Regions from separate parts of the Homo sapiens genome. Here region 2 is linked to region 1. The links are chromatin loops, found by intact Hi-C in ENCODE. Cell type or tissue: CD4-positive, alpha-beta T cell. All regions are shown on one strand. Each heading gives the region's core, and the rest is flanking DNA. Links, peaks and the distances in the headings are about the cores only. Region 1 has its middle 30 kb from the start of KIRREL1. Region 2 has its middle 13 kb from the start of AIM2.

Region 1 (5,381 bases), core at 71-5,070:
CACCTGAAGTCAGGAGTTCAAGACCAGCCTGGCCAACATGGCAAAACCCTGTCTCTACTAAAAATACAAAAATTAGCTGGGTATGGTGGTGAGCACCTGTAATCCCAATTACTAGGGAGGCTGAGACAGGAGAATCTCTTGAACCCGGGAGGCAAAGATTACAGTGAGCCAAGATCATGTCTTTGCACTCCAGCCTGGATGACAATAGCTAAACTCCATCTAAAAAAAAAAAAATTATCAAAATTACCCCGTTCCATTTGAAGGCATGTGACTCCCTGCGGCTCCTAATTGGAATCTGCTCCATTCTGGCATACAGGACATGGCTTCTGTGACGCTGATGCATTTAGAGGAATGTGGCAAAGCCGTGCCTGTGAAGAGCAAAGCTGGAGGGAGCAAGACCACCTCCTGGCTTCTGGAACGCTGGGACTGTGTCAGAGCCTTCATTCAGGAGGTGTTGTAGCGCATGTGATGATTGGCTGCCAGTATATTCATGTTAATATAGGTCAGTAGTCCCAGGACATGAGGGGACAATGAATCAGCCCGCTCCCTTTCATGGTTTCAGATTCAACAAACGCTTACTCAGGCTGACTGTGAGTTGAACACTGGGGCTGGTGGTTTCACTCATGTTATCTCACTTAATTTTCAAAATAGATGTGTGAGGCAGACACGACTGTATTATGCCCACTTTACAGATGAAGAAGAATTCCCTGAAGACACACAGCTTGGTAACTCCAAAGTCAAAGTCCTCTGTTCTTTCTATTTTATGTGTGTATTTTTCCCTTCTGTATGACCTTCCCTTCCTTTATGCTCAGTCCCCTTGGCCATTCCCCCTCTCTGCACTCTTCTCCTGGCTCCCATTCACCAATCTGCTTCTCCTGCCTTGAGCCTTGCTGACACAGGAGAGCAGATGCCAACTGCTGGCTGTGGCTGTGCCTGTAATATGTGACTCTTAGCCATATGAACCAGACTCTGGGTGACCTCACAGAGAGACACTGAAGCTAGGGTTTGCGTGGAGAGAAGAAAGTGAGATCTCTCCTAAGCACTGACTTTAATATTTCACACTCTGGCATGAGATGAGTCAGAGCTTTCAGATGCCCTTGCAGTACATTCCCGGCTCAATAGCCACACCCCCAAAGTATGATATCATTCATCCACACTAATCTGTGGATTGATAAACCACACTGATACTCGGTTTCCGCATCTGTCAAATGAGGTGGGATTATTTACTGCACATGTCACTATGGGAGAGTACGTAACAGAAACCAGTCAGCAAGATCACCCTCATTCTCTGGAATAAAGGGATAGTAGGCTGGGCATGACAGCTCATGCCTACAGTCCCAGCACTTTGGGAGGCTGAGGCAGGAGAATCACCTTAGCCTAGGAATTCGAGACCAGCCTGGGTTACATAGCAAAACCCCGTCTGTACAAAAATATTTTTTATATTAGCCAGGCATGACACCTGTAGTCCCAGGTGTCATGGGACTGAGCTCGGAGGTCAAGCCTGCAGTGAGCTGTGATTGTGCCACTACACTCCCACCTGGATGACAGAGTGCTCTCTCATAGATAGATAGATAGATAGATAGATAGATAGATAGATAGATAGATAGAATTTTATTCCTAGTAGCCTCTTCCTACAGGCTTTCCAGGAGCTCCTGCCACCTCCATAGGACAGGCAGGGAGGTCTTCAGTGCTTCTGTTTGTGATCAAAGCCAAAGGGCACCATGCCCACTGCCTCAGACCTCCCCCAGCTCTCTGACCTACCCTGGGAGGGTCTGGTTTGACACTCTGTGGGGACTTCACCCCTTGGGAATCAACCGTCTTTTCCCTTTTGTAATCCATTTTCTTCTCAAAGATAGTTATCTGTACCTGCTTCCTTTTATTTTATTTTATTTTTCCTCCAGGAACCTATCATATTAGCCACCTGCCTACAGGAGAGAGTGAAAGGGATTGGATTTAGGAGGGAGAGGTGGACGGTATGTGGAAGTAAGAGAGAGACATGGTAAAGAAAATCCCAGGCCAGGCTGTGGCTCACGCCTGTAACCCCAGCGCTTTGGGAGGCCGAGTCGGGCTATCTTTTGAGCTCAGGAGTTCAAGATCATCCTGGCCAACATGGTGAAACCCCGTCTCTACTAAAATTACAAAAATTAGCCGGGTGTGGTGGCGTGCACCTGCACTCCCAGCTACTGAGGAGGCTGAGGTTGGAGAATCGCTTGAACCCGGAGGCGGAGGTTGCAGTGAGCCGAGATCGTGCCACTGCACTCCAGCCTGGGCGACAGAGGGAGGCTCTGTCTCAAAAAATAAATAAATAAAATAAAATAGAAAGAAAATCCCGCCCTGGCAGTTAGGGCAGCGGGTGCCTCCTGCCAGCAGATGGCAGCACCACACCACAGAACCACAAAACCTGATGAGCACTGAGCGGAGAGAAGGGGAGAAGCAACCCAAAGTGTAGGATGTTTGGAGTGGGAGTGCAGAGTTGACAGAGAAGCTGTAACAGGAATGCACAGCAGAAGAGCCAGCAGGGAGACTGCCAGATGCAGGGTCTAGACTCCAGAGTTCCATCCTGGGATGGAGTCTGCAGGATCTGGTCCATCCATGCTAGCATCCAGTCCTTATTTCACCTGCTATTTGGATGACTTTGGACAAGCCATTTCTCTGCCGTGAGCCTTAATTTTCTCACCTGTAAAAGGAAGCTGTCTCATCAGCTCAGGCTGCAGTAACAGAACGCCACAGGCCAGGTGGCTTAAACAACAGAAACTTATTGCCTTATGGTTCTGAAGGCTGGAAGTCCAAGATTAGGGTACCAGCATGTTAGGTTCTGGTTCCTCTCTTCCTGGGTTGCAGGCAGCTGCCTTCCTGTTATGTCCTCACATGGCCTTTCCTTTGTGCGCGTGAAAGGCAAAAGAAGGAGAGAGAGAGTGAGAGAGAGAGAGAGAGATCTGATGTCTATTCTCTTCTTATAAGGACACCAGTCCTGTAAGGATTAAGGCTCTACCCCTATGAGCTCAGTTCACCTTAATTAACTCTTTAAAGGCTCTGTGTCCAAATAGTCACACTGGGGTTAGGGCTTCAACATATAGATTTAGGGAGGACACAATTCAGTCAGTAATAGAAACTCACAAGAATACCTACTTGACAAGGTTGTTATGGGAGCACATAAAAACGTGTGAATAAGGTAACAAACCATATGGCTCTGACCACTCTACGCAGTGATTAGAAACCTGTTTCAAATTCCCTGAGACCTAGGGAAGAACAGAGCACTGTGCTTAGGAACAACCTTGTTTCTATCTTTTCTCATCTCCCAACTCACCTCAGGCAAGCCCAGGCTTTCCCTTCCTGGAATACAAGTTGCTCAGTATCCTATGCTTCTTCTTGACCATTATAGCAAAACTGCTTGAGACTAGACTTTAGGAAGGATTTCCTGGTGGGCAAGACAGTAAATTATCTCCTGTGTCTTCCCATTGGAGATCTAAAAACTCCAATGGGAAGAGGAAGCCATCTTGCTAAATCTTTCTACCATCTGGGCAACAATTGGTATTGATACAAAGGTAGAAGACCTTATTTAACTGGACTAAACCTCAAGAAGTCAAGCTAATCTCCTTAAACTAGAGGTCTGGGAAACACATTTGGAATCTGTAGGGTCTTCCTGGAAGGTTATGGGCAAGTCAGGTGTGGCTTGGGATGGATCTTCAATAAGAGGGTGGGGCTTGGTGCTTGCACCTGGATTTCCTTTCCCCCTTAACTTGACTCCTCTCTGGTGAGCAGGCCCAAATGCACTCCTCCTCCATCCCAACATAAGTGCCTCTCTCCACTTATGGTATCAGTTAGACTCTTGAGGAACCTTAGAGATGTGATCACCTGCTTCCACTGTCTTTGGGGCCTGGGGAACATGTGGGACAGAGAAGAGAGGCCATGGTGTGATGCTGAGGAAGTCAGCCTGACAGCCATCTTCATGAGCATCCTCCTATTATCACCATCATCAACAACAGCCCATGTTCATTTAACTCACTGTGGGAAAGGCTCTGGGCTAACTTTCATGGGACCATGTTCACTGGGGTCTGAGTCCTGGTGCTGAAGGAGCACCTAGTCTAGCCAGGGGAGCCGGCTAATCAATGGCATGTGTAATGTGCTTCATGTGTGCATGGTACTTTGCAAGTTTTCAAGAACTTCATGGAGGTCGTGAACGTAGCTGAAGTAGTGTAAGAAGGCTTCATGCAGAGATGGGCTTTGAGCTGAAAGCTGAATATTAAGTAGCAGTTAGACAAAAGAAGAGAAGGGCAGGCAGGCAGGAGGAGTGCCACGAGCAAATTCTTGGGGAGCGGGGGAGATATGTGAGATATCAGCCCCCGTGGCGCTGCTGAGATAAGTAATGAGTGATAAGACTGGGAAGGAATGGGGACAGTTCCTGGAGGATCTTGAATGTCAGGCTGGGGCATTCAGATTTCCCCACTAGGCCCCGGAGAGCTAGTGAAGCTGGAGTCTGTCCTCGCTCTGCCTGGAGCTAAGACCTAGCATTTTCAGACCATTCTCTTAATACCTATTTCCTTCCCTCACTGTCTCCCCAAAGGTTAGACTGGGGACTAAAATCCTCCTGTGCTGTAACATCAAGCTGACTTAGAGCAGACGGCCTTTCTACTGGGGCCTGCATCCAGAGGCCTCCACTTCCCCTCCCCTCCCCGGCCTTCACATTCCAATTCCCCGGCTGCGAACTCATGTGAGATCATAAGTCACAGTACCATAAACCACTCCAGAGTGTGTAATAAGTGAATTATTTACCAATGACCCTGGCTAAATGTTCACAGGGATAAATGATTAAGCCGCAGATCTGTCAAAAAGTTCCCATAAATAAGTAATTCTGTGCCGCCTTAATGGGCTTTGTAAATTACTCATTCATGCCACTGCTGGATCACTCTCTGGGGTAAATTCCTCACACCTGCTGATTTACTGCTGAGGTCTGCACACGGTGATACAAATTCTGCTAGCCAGCTGGGCAGACACCCCAGGTGCCAACCCACCTGGCTGAGCCCCCAGGGATGAGGATACCAGAAACAAAAAGTCTCCCGCGTCATCTGACAAAAATGTGGGGTCCAAGGTGGGCTGACCTTCTGGGCCACTTGGAGTTTGTCCTGCAGGGCAACACTGCAGTGTCAGAATCCTTCTCCTACAGGCATCCATTCAGTGAGCATGTACTTAGCATGTCCTGTGTCCTAGGCTCTGTGTTAGATGCTTAGACCCCAAAGACACAGAAGTGTGCTCCAATGGGCTTGGTCACGGGAATGAAAGAAGACTGGACATACAGTGTAACTGATGCCATAGCAGAGTGCTACTTGAGCCCACTGGGGGAATATCCAGGACAGCTGGAGAAATTGAGGAGATGGCAAAAT
Region 2 (5,381 bases), core at 244-5,243, 1.1 Mb after region 1:
GCTCCCAACCCAACAGTCTCTACTTCTTCGCTTTTCCTTGACTCCTACACTACTCAATGTCCTTTATATTGACAATACTAGTGATAGGGCTGAGTCAGGGTGATGGTAAGGATGATGGCAGTCAGGTGAGGTTGTGATAAAAAAAAAAAATGATCACCATGGCTGAGACTAAGTTAACCTTTAAGTGTCAGTGGAAGGAACCATACTTGTGCTGAACTGTGGAAGTATACCTGAAGACAAGGATGGGGGGATCAGGAGGACGATTCTGGTATTTATAGCCCACCATTTATATTAATCAATTATTAATAAATTCTTAATAACCTATGATGCCATCTGTGTGTTATAAAAAGCAATGCCAGGCTTTTTCTTTATTCTGGATAAAGTCTTTTTTTTTTTTTTTTTGAGATGGAGTCTTGCTCTGTCACCCGGGCTGGAGTGCAGTGGCGTGATCTCGGCTCACTGCAACCTCTGCCTCCTGGGTTCAAGCGATTCTCATGCTTCAGCCTCTGGAGTACCTTGGATTACAAGTGCCCACCACCACGCCCAGCTAATTTTTGTATTTTTAGTAGAGACGGGGTTTCACCACGTTGGCCAGGCTAGTCTTGAGCTCCTGACCTCAAGTGATCCGCCTATCTTGGCCCCCCAAAGTGCTGGAATTAGTTGTGAGCCACCGTGCCCAGCCAAGTCTACTTTTTTTAAATGTAATAGTGATAAGTGGCAGAGTTTGGTAGATTTCTGCATTGCCAGAGTGATCCTTTGATCCCTAAGTTTTTTTGCATAATTAAAAATTTTTCAGTTTATTCTTGCTTCTTTCCTGTTTCTCATTTAACAAAGTAGATGAAGGGAAATTACAAAATAGTGGAAAGATTTAATATAACTGGTGATAAGTTGAGTCTCTAGGTGGAACATCGGGTGGACAGAAAAAGAGGAAGAGGCATAGATGAGGCACAGGATGCTTTTGATGTTATCAGGCCTGCTTGAGGTCTGGGGGTGACTGAACTGCCTCTGGAAAATGGCTTTGAGGTATGTGACTGTGAGATGTGAGACACAGAAGTTATGTCTCTGACACTTGGATCCTACATCTTCCTGAACATGTGGCCAAGAAGTTTTTTCAATAAAAGAACATGCCTTAGAACCATGAGAGGAAGGAATGCCAGGATTCAGGAGCTGCATGAGTCAGCTGGGCCCGATGTTTGCTGCTTCATAATGCCAAGGGCATGACTTACAGCTTCAGTCTGGTTTTCCCCAATTCAATATCAAAACATATGCCTCCATGGAGGCAAATGATGTTCCTCCACCAAGAACCAGCTTCAATGAAACTGCAGTGTCTAAGTAACTGCAGCTTTTTCTTTCTATGTATTGATGTCTGACATGATTTAAATATTTGTCTCCTTCAAAACTCGTGTTGAAATTTAATCCCTGATGTGGTAATATTGACAGGTGGGGTCTTTAAGAGGTGATGAGTCGTGAGGGTTCTGCTCTCATGAATGGATTAATGGCTTAATGGACTAATAGCTTATGATGGGGTGGGGCTTGTGGCTTTAAAAGAAGAGGAAGAGAGACCTGAGCTAGCTCACTAAGCTGCCTCTCCATGTGATGCTCTCTGCTGCCTGGGGACTCTGCAGAGTCCCCACAAGCAAGAAGGCCCTCACCAGATGGGCTCCTCAACCTTGAACTTCTCGGCCTCGAGAACTGTAAAAAATACATTTTGTTTCTTTATAAATTACCCAGTTTCAGGTATTCTGTTATAAGCAACACAAAATGGACTGAAACAATGACTAAGAGCAGCTGTGTTCACAGGTATCTCCATTTTCACATTTTAACTTAGTTCATCACCAAACCCATTACATCTTACTTCCCTCCTTCATACTTTATTCAAAGAAAACACTGACGAATTTCTTAAGAAAACTTGGTTAAGGACTGTCATTTGTATGAGATGGAAAAAGAGACCATTTCTGGCAAGTGAGACGAGCTGTGAGCTTCTGACCTAGGTGCTTATAAGCATTATTTCAATTTAATATTCCTAACAATCCTGCAAAGTGAGTACCGTCATTATTCTTATTTTATAGATGAGAAAATAGAGGCTTAGCGGTGTTTGTGAATGGACTAAGGTCATACAATTAGTGAATGGTAGAAATAAGATTTGAACTTCATCTGGTGTAGCCAAAGCACATCCTCCTAAGCACTAAAAAACACTGCCTCCTGGTGGCAAGATGAAGAAGTTCAACTCCATAACCAAAAGGATAAAAACCAAGGTAGATCAGGATAGAAGCACAGAAGGTAGACATAAAGCATGTCACTTGCTTAAAGAAGCCCCTGTGTTGGATTGTTTGTTCAACCCCCTTACCTACAGGCTCCCCTGCTTAGTTTCACTATCTGGTTCTCCCTTAAGAAGTTTCTTTCCTAGTTTCACTCCTTTACTCTCAGGATAGCTGAATGCAAAACCAAACAAACAAACACAGGATCACTCTGCTTAGTTCTTTAAATTATGTACCAGTCAAAACAAAAATGGCCACTCAAAACATGTACCCTGAGTCCCAGAATCACACAATCATAAGAATATACACATGGTTTCCTACGACGAAGTTATTCTTCTAAGCTTTCCATAAATCACTGCTCTTTCATCTCTGCCCTACCTATTCTATCGGTTTTTAGTTCAGTAACTATTTGTTTTCAGTAACTGGACCCTAGACCCTTCAACCAGACAACCAAAGTGCCTATTTTCCCAGCTGCTAGAAGTGTTACAGCTGACACCTGAGTCTGTGTTCCAGGACTGCCCTATGCTGAAGGGAACTGCCTTCCCCAAGGTTGCATCCTTCCATGGAGAAAGCCTGAAGCCAAGGATTTAGGGTCTATGAGGAGGTTCAAGGTCACAGCCTTCTTGCCTCACTTAGGCATAACTAGAGGCCATCCCAGCTCTAGGGTTCCCAGGGGGATTGGCTGCAGCCCTCACTGCAATTTAACTTCTCCCTCCGCCCAACCCAGTTTCCCTCTCTCCTTTATAGGTGTTCCCAAGAGCACCCTCTAATAAACTTCTTGCAGGCAAATCTAACAGTCTGTTTCTTGGGGACCCAACATAAGACAACATTCAACTCTTAACTTCAGTCATATTCACAAATACTGTCACTTTAAATAAAGTGCAGGAATGCAGTGTAAAGATACATACACCAGAAAAAGATGTGACTATAAAGTGCAAAAATATACCAGAATGTAAAAATAATACATGAATTTAAAGTCCATGAATCAGTCTCTCTCGCATACTGCTAGAAAGCGTGTGACTGCTTCACATTTCATAATTTTGTCATTGTAATTGTCATCACGCCACTAAAATTCCATGCCTTTCAATTTTTGTTTTTGTTTCTATCTCTAAATAAAAATGTTTATTTAAATGCCTTCTATGGACACTTCAGACCAAGTCCAAAACTTTACCTTAAGGTGAAAACTCTTACTATTTTTCCTACAAGGTTGTGTTTGGGAGGTTATTCATTTGTCTTTTATTTTTTACCATGAGCTGTTTGTCTAGTCTCCTGACATGGTAACTGGAGACACAGATCCCTCTGTCAGAGTCAGCATCAAACATGTGTAAGGCATGTTTTGACTCTAGCAAACCATCAGGGAAATAATTTTTGATCGTTCTTTGAGTTAAAATTGTCTTTTACATTGATGCTAAAGACTTTCCCTAAGCAACCTCTACCACATTAGCATAAAGTGTCTGAGTTTCAAAGATTCCACCTCAAATGGCTCCCTTGTGTTCAGCACCATCACTCCCTCCTGGTATTCTTCTTCCTGAGTAACTTCCTATTGACCTCCTTTCCCTTTCAGTCTCTTGCTGAAATGGAAACATCAGAATGAAGGGGCAGGCTGTATGTGGGAAAGATGAATCACCATTAAATGAGAAACCTCAATCCTAATGCTAGTCTTGTAGAAATTGGCTTGTATGGTCCTGAGAATGGTAAAAATAATTAATACAAATAACTTTAAACATTACTTAATAAAGTAACAAATAATACAGCTAGAAAAGAGAATGATAGGATAAAGGTTACATTTTTTATATTTAGCCATTCTTGGTCTTATAAGTGTAGAAGACAGAAAAGCTTGTGTCCAATCCTATTAATACCTTAAAGCCATGTGTGGCATTACAACCACTGAAAAAATGCTGGGTAGAGTCAGTCCACAATGACATGCTTGTCACGACGTGCTTTGGCAGGTTCTGCCTTTCCCTTTACTTATTCTAGGCTGGGTCCCTTTTGACTACTGTCAGCAGTGAAGAGGAGGAGAAACTCCTCTGATTTCTGAAGATTCACAAGTTACAAGACTATCTTATATGCTTGAGGATGGCCAGCATGTAACTGGTGACAATGAACAAAATTATATACTTACAAAGTGCAATCGTTACATTATCCTGATCATCTCTTGTGTTGACAGCAATCTGTAGGATGGGATGAATCAAGGCAGCCAGCTGAAGTCCTGCCCTCTGGATGCCCTTGGGGGAAGGTATTTGGAGAGTAACTTAGGGGGTGATGTATAAAGGATGTGGTAACAAATGTTATGAGTGTGTGTGTGTTCACTGACACACCAGCAATTGCCAAAGCAAAAATGGTGGCTTCGTCCCTCTCTATTGAAAAGGGCCTGCTTAGAATGTGGATGCTTAAACTGCTGTCACCTATAAAAATATTCTAGCATGAAAGGGGCCTCAAGGATACACAAAACAGAAAGTAAATGGTATCCACTGAAGTTAGCAATGTAGCAGGGCCACAGGAAACAGAGGGTGATTGCCCAAGGGCACACACACCCTAAACATAGTCCTATTTCTAATGTTCAAATTAAGGAAAAAAACAATTAAGTGAAATCCTTAGGTGAGTCATCTTATCATGAATTAAAAATTATTGAAAAAAGAGGGCAATTATAACCTAACAATTCTAATTCCTGATATTTGCTGTAGGAAACAAATATATAAACTCATTTAAATAAATGACTATTCACAATTTTAGCAGTAAAACATGAAAATATTATCTGAACATGCAAAACTAAGAGACTAACCACCAAAGTGACTCAGGAAATGATTCACCATGTTGCATAAGCTGAAAACAATTAAGTTACTACATAATATGTAGAAGATGGCCTAAATGTTATAAATATATATATGCAGCAGGAGTTTGTAATAGCAGATAACAATTTTAGCCCTAACTATGAATAAGTTAAACTCCAAAAACATACTCCGCAATTACACAGATTAGAGACTGGCCCCTCTTCTGGACCCAGGCCCACATTATCAGACTGAAGGAGGTTAAAGCTTATTTTCTGAGGACAAGGAAGAACACGGTGAAGGGTAAGGTGGGAGAGGTGGGGAAGCATAGGCAACATCATGTCAGGAAGTGGAG

What was found. Hi-C counts contacts between places; a loop is a spot of excess contacts. Peaks named below come from ENCODE experiments on the same cell type or tissue, not always from the same donor. Only the 100,000 strongest peaks of a DNase experiment are listed, where the experiment ranks them.
Region 2: a loop joins it to region 1, with 18 times the contacts of the local background. A loop is called at or near these places in 27 of 110 quality-filtered maps.

What each region holds. Positions count from the first base shown.
Region 1 is chr1:157,961,448-157,966,828 of GRCh38, forward strand. No RefSeq gene overlaps it. Among named protein-coding and RNA genes, the nearest start is that of KIRREL1, 30 kb to the right of the region's middle. In CD4-positive, alpha-beta T cell, for the core only: a CTCF peak has its summit at 2,343 (motif pointing right); DNase peaks (open chromatin) are centred at 1,054 and 2,384; H3K27me3 peaks cover 782 bases.
Region 2 is chr1:159,087,189-159,092,569 of GRCh38, forward strand. It overlaps a transcript of AIM2 not described here. Among named protein-coding and RNA genes, the nearest start is that of AIM2, 13 kb to the left of the region's middle. In CD4-positive, alpha-beta T cell, for the core only: CTCF peaks have their summits at 2,194 (motif pointing left) and 2,399; DNase peaks (open chromatin) are centred at 2,203, 4,523 and 5,063.